3 separate regions of the Homo sapiens genome follow, and regions 1 and 3 are each linked to region 2. The links are chromatin contacts, found by Hi-C or POLR2A ChIA-PET in ENCODE. All regions are on one chromosome and are shown on one strand. The core of a region is the stretch at or near the end of the contact, and the rest is flanking DNA. Distances in the headings are between cores, read along the strand shown. Region 1 overlaps LINC01929 (long intergenic non-protein coding RNA 1929). Region 2 has its middle 62 kb from the start of TXNL1. Region 3 overlaps TCF4 (transcription factor 4).

Region 1 (2,700 bases), core at 161-2,660, 1.5 Mb before region 2:
ATCAATCTAATCTGAAGATTGGGGATATTCTAAATACAGTTTAAATAGCCTTATATTTCTTATTCTCAGAAAATGGCCAAGATATACTTCTGGGGCTGAATGGCTAGACCTGTTTTCCTATGGGAGGGTATGGGGATTCTAGCCATGTGAGATAGCCCATATTTTCCATCTTGTGTCATGCCAGCACTCAGCAGTTTTTATCCCAGTCTTAGTATAGCCCTGAAATCATGGGAGAATATGAATACAGTGAAGTTCAGATGGAGGGTGGCTCAGAGTAGGTTCCCTGGACTAGAGTCCAGCAACTAAAATCCAACTAGTCAGGCCAATGGCAAATGGGCAGCTCCTGGGCACCACGCAGGTTGCTACAAAGAACTCAGATTGAGTTTAGGAGCTACTCAGAGGAACCTGGAACACAACACTGCATCAGCCTGGAGAACACTTTCAAATGCTGAGAGCTTTCCTTACTCCAAGGGCATGTTTGTGAGCTATACTATCCAACCCCCAACCCCTCATACTTGGAGAGATGTAAATCTGAATGACACTTAAGCTCTTTCTCTCTCGTGGATATAGACTGAGATCTTCTATGGGCAAATCATTTTCTAAAGAGGTATGTCATTTCATAGTTTCTTCCTAGATTTGAGGGGATGATGCTATCAATTGTCCCTTAGCCTTTAGAAGAGAGTAGCCTAAGTTGAAGAGTTGCTTTTGTCATGCTAACCAACAGCCAAAGCAGCAGGAATTGTGTGATTGAGGGGAACTTCAGGCAGCCCAGGAGGTGCAGGAGTTTATATTCTCTCTCTGTGGCCTACTCAAAGGACTTTCTGATACATACACCTCCAGGGGAGTGGATAGAGTTTATCACATAAACTCCTCTAGGGAGGATTACTTAGGTAAGACTGGAAACTCAGAGGATCTGAGTAGGGCCAAAAGCCAGAAACTGGTACTCTGAATTATAATCCAGATGTCCAGTGGGAAATGCAGCTTGGGAGAGACCTGCACAAAAGTCCTCCAGCATTTTTGTAGTTTTTGGATCGTTTACTTTAACAAGCTCTTCCCCCACTGCACTCCCACCTCTACCTTTGTTTGTTCAACCTTTCCTATATTGACTTTAAATTAAAAATAAATTTTACAAAACATAACACAATAGAGATTCGATGGCTAAGTGATCACACAGCATTTGCCCCAAAGAATGAAACAATTAAAATCCCATCAGTCTTGATAACGTTTTGTACCGTGATGCTAGACTTCCTGTTGCTTTGACCTCTCTCCTTCCGGCATCCTGTCCGGGGACAGAAATGACACCACAAACGTTTCCTGTGCCTGTCCTCTCCACTTCTGACCCCTCACTACATCCTCTCTCCATCTATTTGGAGAGCAATGATTTGGTTCCTTTGGAATTCCTCCCAGTTCATATATTTGATGACACTTGTTGCTAATTTGGGATGCCGACAATGCAGGCAAAAGCCCGGGCTGAGCTCATACCAGCCTTTAGCCTCCTACGCCACTAGCATACTGGCAAATTGGAAATGCAATATTCTTAGCTATTTTTGGTCATAATTTGTTGTGGGATCCCTTCTCACTGCAGTCTTCCTGAGTATCCTGGATATCTGAAATAAATTAATATCTTAAACTCTTTTAGATACTTTTTCTGTGCCCACTCATTTTGAAAACACCTCTTGAAGTATCATAAATCAGTGTCCTGCTGTGCAACTGTGGGAAGGGTCCTCTGGACAGAGGCTGAGGTCAAGGACTCCAAGTCTGGGACCAAGGAGCTACCATCTTGCTATTTGCCCTGGTGCCATAGGAGCCTTCCTTTTCTTCCCCAAGCATCTCATGTCTGTAGAATTAAGATGTCAGCCCATAGCATAACAGCCAATGGCCAGCCATGCTTAATGCTGTGGTCTGCAGAGCATTCAGTACATTGTTGCCAGCCAGAAGATATTAAATACAAGTCATGACCATACTACCATAGAATAATAATTAAAAGAAGATGAGTTCTGTTGCCTTCATGGTACTCTCCTCCCCATAATTTAGCAGCTGATGGGATTGGGAAGCCAGGCCAGGTACAGAAATGGGGCCCCAGGTGCTGTCTGCATACCTTCCCTGCACCAGGAGGCCTTGGTTCTGAGCCCTGTGCTGTCTGCCTGCTGGCCAGCTGCCTGTGGACACCCACAGATGCCCCCCTGCTGCTCCAGACACACCACTGGAATCTATTCCCAAACAGCACATGTTGGGTTCACATTTTCATCCTCTTCCTTCTTAAGATGAAATCTCCCATTTTTTCCTCTACTGAGAGACCCTACTAACTTACTTTATCTGAATCCACACCTGAACATGATCACTTACCTTTCAGAAGCCAAAAATTAATTACTGGCCTTGCCCAAATCTGCATATCCAGAGCCTAGAAATGCTAGAAGTATTTTGCAAAGTGCCTGGCACAGAGAAGGCATTGACTATGTGGCTTACTGAAGGGAGGGAAGAGACAGAGACAGGAGAGGGAGTAGGAAAGAGGGAGTGAGAAACATTCTAAAACCCAGAGACATTCTAATGTTAAGCCTTCCTTGGGTCATTCCAAGCCTTTCAAAGAGACCTACATCTAAGAGAAAACTATGATTTTACCACCTTATGTGGTTATGTGCTTTTATGACTATCAAAGATATGGAGATGCCAGGAAGAACAGATTGACAATAGCAGCAACAA
Region 2 (2,700 bases), core at 143-2,642:
ATGATGGACTATTGTATTTTTAGGAAGTTCTTTTTATTGAATCAAACTTTATCTCTCTAAACATCAATTGATCATTTCTAGTCTCCCAGAATTACTTTGGTTAATGGATCTCAAAGTCTAAATTCAAACATTGTCACCTAAGCATTGAGGTCCTCCCCTTTTTTGTTCCTCTCACTAGTCTAGTTTTATGAACAATCCTATGAAACCTCGATGACCACACATCTGACAAGCCCATTACTGTTTCAAAAGGAAAGGAAGGTAGGGATCTACAAGCTAATGTCTCCAAAGCAGATCTTAGCACAATTCTGATTCTGCATCCAGCACATGACATTCTCCCTGGAGATAATCCCAATGCCTGCTTAATAGGTTAGAGTCCCAGCGTTTAATATCTGACCGCATTAAGAGTTTTTAACATCTCACTTAAAATTAATCCATAACAGATATTTTTGACATAAAACTCAAAAGGAAATAGCTTCCTACCCAAATTAACTACAAAATCGGGAAAAACTTTAAAAGTTTCTGTATTAGACTGTACACAAGCCTGCCTACTGTATTTAACTGGACTCTTCATGACATCTAGTGGCGAAATCTGGAAAAGTTTCCAGTACTCTAAACGTGGCAGAAGGTGGGAAAACAATTTTTAATCCTATTTGATATTCACTGTTTGAATATTATGTTTTGTGAAATCGTAAACTGAATTCATCTGTCAATCCATTATAATAGTATACTCATTTTTATTTTAGGCATATCTGTGGCTTTATACCTTTTAAATTTGGGCTGACTTTGAAATCAATCACATCTATTTTTTCACGGATGTCAGAAAGAACCACATTGGTTTAGGGGGAGAAAAACATTCTGGATAAGCATAAATAACAACATTTTTAGCTGGAAACACACCACAAAAATGTTTTGCATAACTGTATTCATCTTCAAATGTAGTTTTAAGACTCAATTCCTGTGAAATCTGAGTCATTTATAGCTAACCTTGAATGTATTGTTATTCACAATTAGAAGTAGATAAATTTCACAGGCAGAGAAGCTGACAAGTCTTTAAGACTTCACACTTAGTTTTGCAGGAAGAGCTGAAGTTAATTAGAAGTGATTATACATACATTGCATGTGTGTGTGTATTTGTGTTGTTGCACACAGACACCACGAAGGCCTTGGGAAGGTTGCATTTTTTATGTTTTAAAAATAAACATAATCTCCTTCCCATGTGTTGCTATAAGCCCAGTAAATCTAGGAAGCTCAGCAGGGTTGAACAAGGTCATTTCTCGTCAGGACTCCAAGGGGGAGCAGGAAGCAACCCTGTGCATCAGATGCTGGCATCCTAATCCCTGCTCAGCAAGAGCTTCCCAGGCATGTGGGACAGGTCGTGCCAGCGCCGACACACTGGCAGACCGAGGCTCTGACGCCAGCCACGCTCCGTATCAGCACTGCGGCTCCCTACCTACCGTGCCCCTGGAAGACGAAAATATATCCTCACTCTCACAGTAAAGGCAGGATTCCAACCGAGTCTGCTCACTTCTTGGTTCTGGTAAACAGGAAAGTAGTCATGAAAAGATACATCTAATCACTATCTCAGAATCAGGGAGGCTTTATTGATTTGGTTTTTTGTCGAATTTAAATATATGTTAAATAAATATATAAAGATATGTAAATTATTTTGTTGAATTTAAGATATATATTTAAAACAAATGGATAATTAATGCATATTTAAATTCAACAAAACCCAAAACAAATGAAGAAAAAAATATAGATATATATCTCCATAGATCTTCTGCTACAGAGAAGAAACAGAACATATACCAAAAGACATTATAAACATGTAGGTAAAAACAACTCCAAAATAATATATAAGAAACAGAGAGTGGTGTTTCCCTGTGAGAAAGATCTGGAGACTAGAAGTGAGGGTAGAGATATGGAGATGAGGAAATCATTTTTCTCTGTATACTTATACTCTTTGAAAACTAGCTGTATTACCTAGTAAGAAATATATTTCAGCCGGGCGCAGTGGCTCATGCCTGTAATCCCAGAACTTTGGGAGGCTGAGACAGGTAGATCACTTGAAGTCAGGAGTTTGAGACCAGCCTGGCCAACATGGCAAAATCCTGTCTTTACTAAAATTACAAAAAAATTAGCCAGCTATGGTGGTGTGCACCTGTCATCCCAGCTATCGGGAGGCTGAAGCAGGAGAATTGCTTGAACCCAGGAGGAGGAGGTTCTGGGTAGCCAAGATTGCACCACTGCACTCCAGCCTGGGTGAGAGTGAGACTCTGTCTCAAAAAAAAAAAAAAAAGGTATTTCAATTTTGAAATACCATAAATAATTTGGCCCAAAATTTGTCCTCACCTTGGTGTGAGGTGATATAGGTCTTTGGATATATGATTTTAAAAATTAATAAGGTGACTTCTGTTTTCTGGTTTAGACTATAAGGTGCTTAAAAGTCACCATTCTGGCCAGGCATGGTGGCTCAAACCTGTAATCCCAGCACTTTGGGAGGCCGAGGCGGGCAGATCACCTGAGGTCAGGAGTTCAAGACCAGACTGACCAACGTGGTGAAACCCATCTGTACTAAAAATACAAAAATTAGCTGGTCATGGTGGCACACACCTGTAATCCCAGCTACTAGGGAGGCTGAGGCAGGAGAATCGTTTGGATCAAGGAGGCAGAGGTTGCAGTGAGCCGAGATCACACCAT
Region 3 (2,700 bases), core at 167-2,666, 1.3 Mb before region 2:
CCGAGAGTTCTAGAGCTTGTATCTCACCCCACATGCACTGCGTTGTTCTAGTGTCAGTTCAGGACAACTGCTGACCACCAGAAAGACATATTATAACATGACACTGAGACGAAGGGCAGCAGCCCTCTTCTGAACTGAAAAAGCAGCTTCCTAAGACATCAACACCATGTATGAAAAGACTGCACTGTCTTGCAACTTTTTACCAGGAAAACGTGAAAAATGTGATGTCCATGTGTTAGTGCTCGAACCCCATTCTTAAGGCATTAGTATTGCTTACAGTCATTTTCTACAGAATCGTGTGTAATCTCAAACATGTGTCAGGCTATGTGTTCCCTATTTGCCAATTATTTAATTAGCTCTGTTTGTTCTTTGAGATACAGGCAACGTAATATTTCTTTACTTCCTGCGTTTCAGAATGAGTGAGTATATGCCAAATATTTTCAAAAGTCTGCAGATGTATCCTATTAATCCATACTGTTTGTTAGGGTAGTATCACTAACATCAGAAGAGAAAGCTTCTCTTCTTGTTATACAGACACGCTGCCATCACTGACTTCTACCACACTCAAAAAATCAAACCAAAGCCTAAGAGAACTTAAGTGTGAAAAAACATGGGCCACTCAGACATCACGCAATACTAAGGCTTATTATGCTTAAATTTTCCTCTGCATTTTCACGTACGCAATTGGTGAACATATTATTTTAAAGAAAAACATTCTAGAATGTTCTCCCTTAAAGTAACCTTAAAGTAATATCTGTATCTATGCATAATAATAAAGGTTTGCTCCTCCAAAATGCTGAATTACCATGTCTACCTATTTCCTTAAAGATTATGCATCTTTTTCTCATTCCGCTAGTGGATTTTGACAAGTGCATCCATTATTGTAAAATAATGTATGAAATAAATTTCTAAAAAGCCCTTTTCTGGGTTCTAAAAATCTCATACTTTTGTTTTTAAATTATAGCTCCTTTATTATTGTCAAGACCCTTAAATAAGGCCCTATGGTTTTTAACAAGTTAAGTCTATTCTCAGCATATAGAAGTCACCTATTGCTCCACTCTGGCTAGACCAACAAGTAGATTCTCCTGTTCATCCACAAACTAATGAAGATGACCAGCTAAAACCAAGCAAAACTCATTCCCACTGAGAGCTGTGGCTAAGCTGTCTACAGCTCATGGAGATAACCACCCTATTTCCTGATATGTCCCTTCCAAGTCATAGTGCCTCTCTCTCAAGAGGACTGTTTTGCAAATCAATCAGAAAAAGTTTTTTTTCAAACAGAGCCTAAGTATGTTTTCCTCAACTCAAGGTTCTGCTCCACCTTCATACCTTCCTAAAAAAGAAAATTACTCAAACCACAAGTAGACAGGAAATCTGTCTTGTAAAAGGATGAATGACCGGTCATCCTTCTTTATAACCAGACCTCATGACTGCAGAAAGGGGCTTTCCATTTGTCAAACCACACTGAAGTGAAATATGCTTTTCTCACTCTTTCAGTTCTGCACTGCTTTCTTTCTTCTTGTTTTTCAAATCTGCCAAAACTGCATTGATAGCTAACAAACTTCCCCATGTGACCTCTGTCTGTAGCTCTCCAAGGTCAAACTGATGCAACATATTTGTAGAAGCTTGGTTAGGAAAAGTTAAAAAAAATGGAAACTCTCTCCTCAATTTGCTTCTTAGACAGGATAGCGGAGTGGAGAGGCTGCGAGATAGCTCATCTCAAGTGTGAGATATATTATTGAATACGCAGGGAGGGCATTATTGAGGCAGAAATTATATTTCCAACATTTCAAAACACATCTCTCCTCCAACATCAAAAACTTTCCTACATAAGTGATTCACGCCACTTCCCCAAATTCTACACACTCTCTAAAGAAAACAAGTGCAAAGAGCTAAGAGGACTCAACAGCAGCATTATTCTGTTGCGCCATCTTCTCTCAAAGACATACACTGAGTATTCTCCCCACCGACGCTCTGACAGTGACATTCAGGCCAAGCAAGGAGTTAGTTTGAGCTATAACCGCAGAAAGTGACTACCTGAGAAGTCTGAGGTTTTAATAAGACCCTGGGGCACTAAGCTGTGCTGCTCATCTGAACAACAAGGTGTCAAAGCTGGTTCAGAAGCAGGTAGCTATCTCCCCACCAACTCCACCTCTTCCCTCCAGGGGCAGCTGGACATCCAGCCCAGTTCATTCCTCAAAGTGGGAATACTGACTGGGGAACCACCTATGGAAAAGACTACAGTGAACATCACAAGAAATGAGAGGATGATGGCTCAGTTCATGGGAACAGCATTCTTCTTGGACCTTAACTCATTAGTAAATGTCCTTGGTAAAAATTAATTAATTAATTAATTTAAAAAAGCAGCAAATAATTTCTGGCCAACTGATGCCCACGCATCTCCTCTCTCATAAGTGAACAAATACTTCTTCCCCTCTGAGGGACTCCACAGTGTCACATTCTCCAGGAGATTAACCTCATGTAGTTATTAGCAGTCACCTGAGAATTTCACATTAACCAGTCCTCGGAAGACAGTGGCACATCATGGATAAGAGCCTAGCACAATGACTGGAATTTTGGGAAGTGGTCAATAACTACCATTAAGAGCTATTCTGCTTTGTAGCTCACTAGTCACTGATGGCTCATCTTATGACTTTGTTCACTCTTTTTGAATGTGAGGAACAAGATAGTTTTGGTCTG

Evidence for each region. Hi-C counts contacts between places; a loop is a spot of excess contacts on that map. ChIA-PET counts read pairs that join two places held with the same protein, here RNA polymerase II (POLR2A). Pooled maps may share reads with other maps.
Region 1: a loop to region 2 is called in a map of heart right ventricle, with 4 times the contacts of the local background. The contact joins two enhancer-like sites. A Hi-C loop is called at or near these places in 4 of 168 maps with a recorded cell type or tissue (heart right ventricle, left ventricle myocardium inferior, psoas muscle and 1 more) and 2 of 50 pooled maps. POLR2A ChIA-PET finds 5 or more read pairs at or near these places in 1 of 52 experiments (activated B cell).
Region 3: a pooled map shows a loop between it and region 2 (5-fold over the local background). The contact joins two enhancer-like sites. A Hi-C loop is called at or near these places in 1 of 168 maps with a recorded cell type or tissue (PC-3) and 2 of 50 pooled maps. POLR2A ChIA-PET finds 5 or more read pairs at or near these places in 1 of 52 experiments (BJ).

Annotation. Positions count from the first base shown.
Region 1 is chr18:55,109,286-55,111,985 of GRCh38, forward strand. The region is part of intron 2 of LINC01929 (long intergenic non-protein coding RNA 1929); the gene reads right to left. Among named protein-coding and RNA genes, the nearest start is that of LINC01929, 14 kb to the right of the region's middle. Within about 2 kb of position 1,411, at least 2 of the 41 ENCODE cell types and tissues checked have a DNase peak (open chromatin) inside an H3K27ac peak, as active enhancers do; they include heart right ventricle and left ventricle myocardium inferior, where a contact is called at or near this core.
Region 2 is chr18:56,575,684-56,578,383 of GRCh38, forward strand. No RefSeq gene overlaps it. Among named protein-coding and RNA genes, the nearest start is that of TXNL1, 62 kb to the right of the region's middle. Within about 2 kb of position 1,393, at least 3 of the 41 ENCODE cell types and tissues checked have a DNase peak (open chromatin) inside an H3K27ac peak, as active enhancers do; they include heart right ventricle and left ventricle myocardium inferior, where a contact is called at or near this core.
Region 3 is chr18:55,266,880-55,269,579 of GRCh38, forward strand. All of the region lies in intron 11 of TCF4 (transcription factor 4), which reads right to left. Among named protein-coding and RNA genes, the nearest start is that of LINC01929, 140 kb to the left of the region's middle. RefSeq lists enhancers at 1,382-1,611, 1,662-1,711, 2,323-2,700 and a silencer at 2,072-2,121. Within about 2 kb of position 1,417, at least 4 of the 41 ENCODE cell types and tissues checked have a DNase peak (open chromatin) inside an H3K27ac peak, as active enhancers do.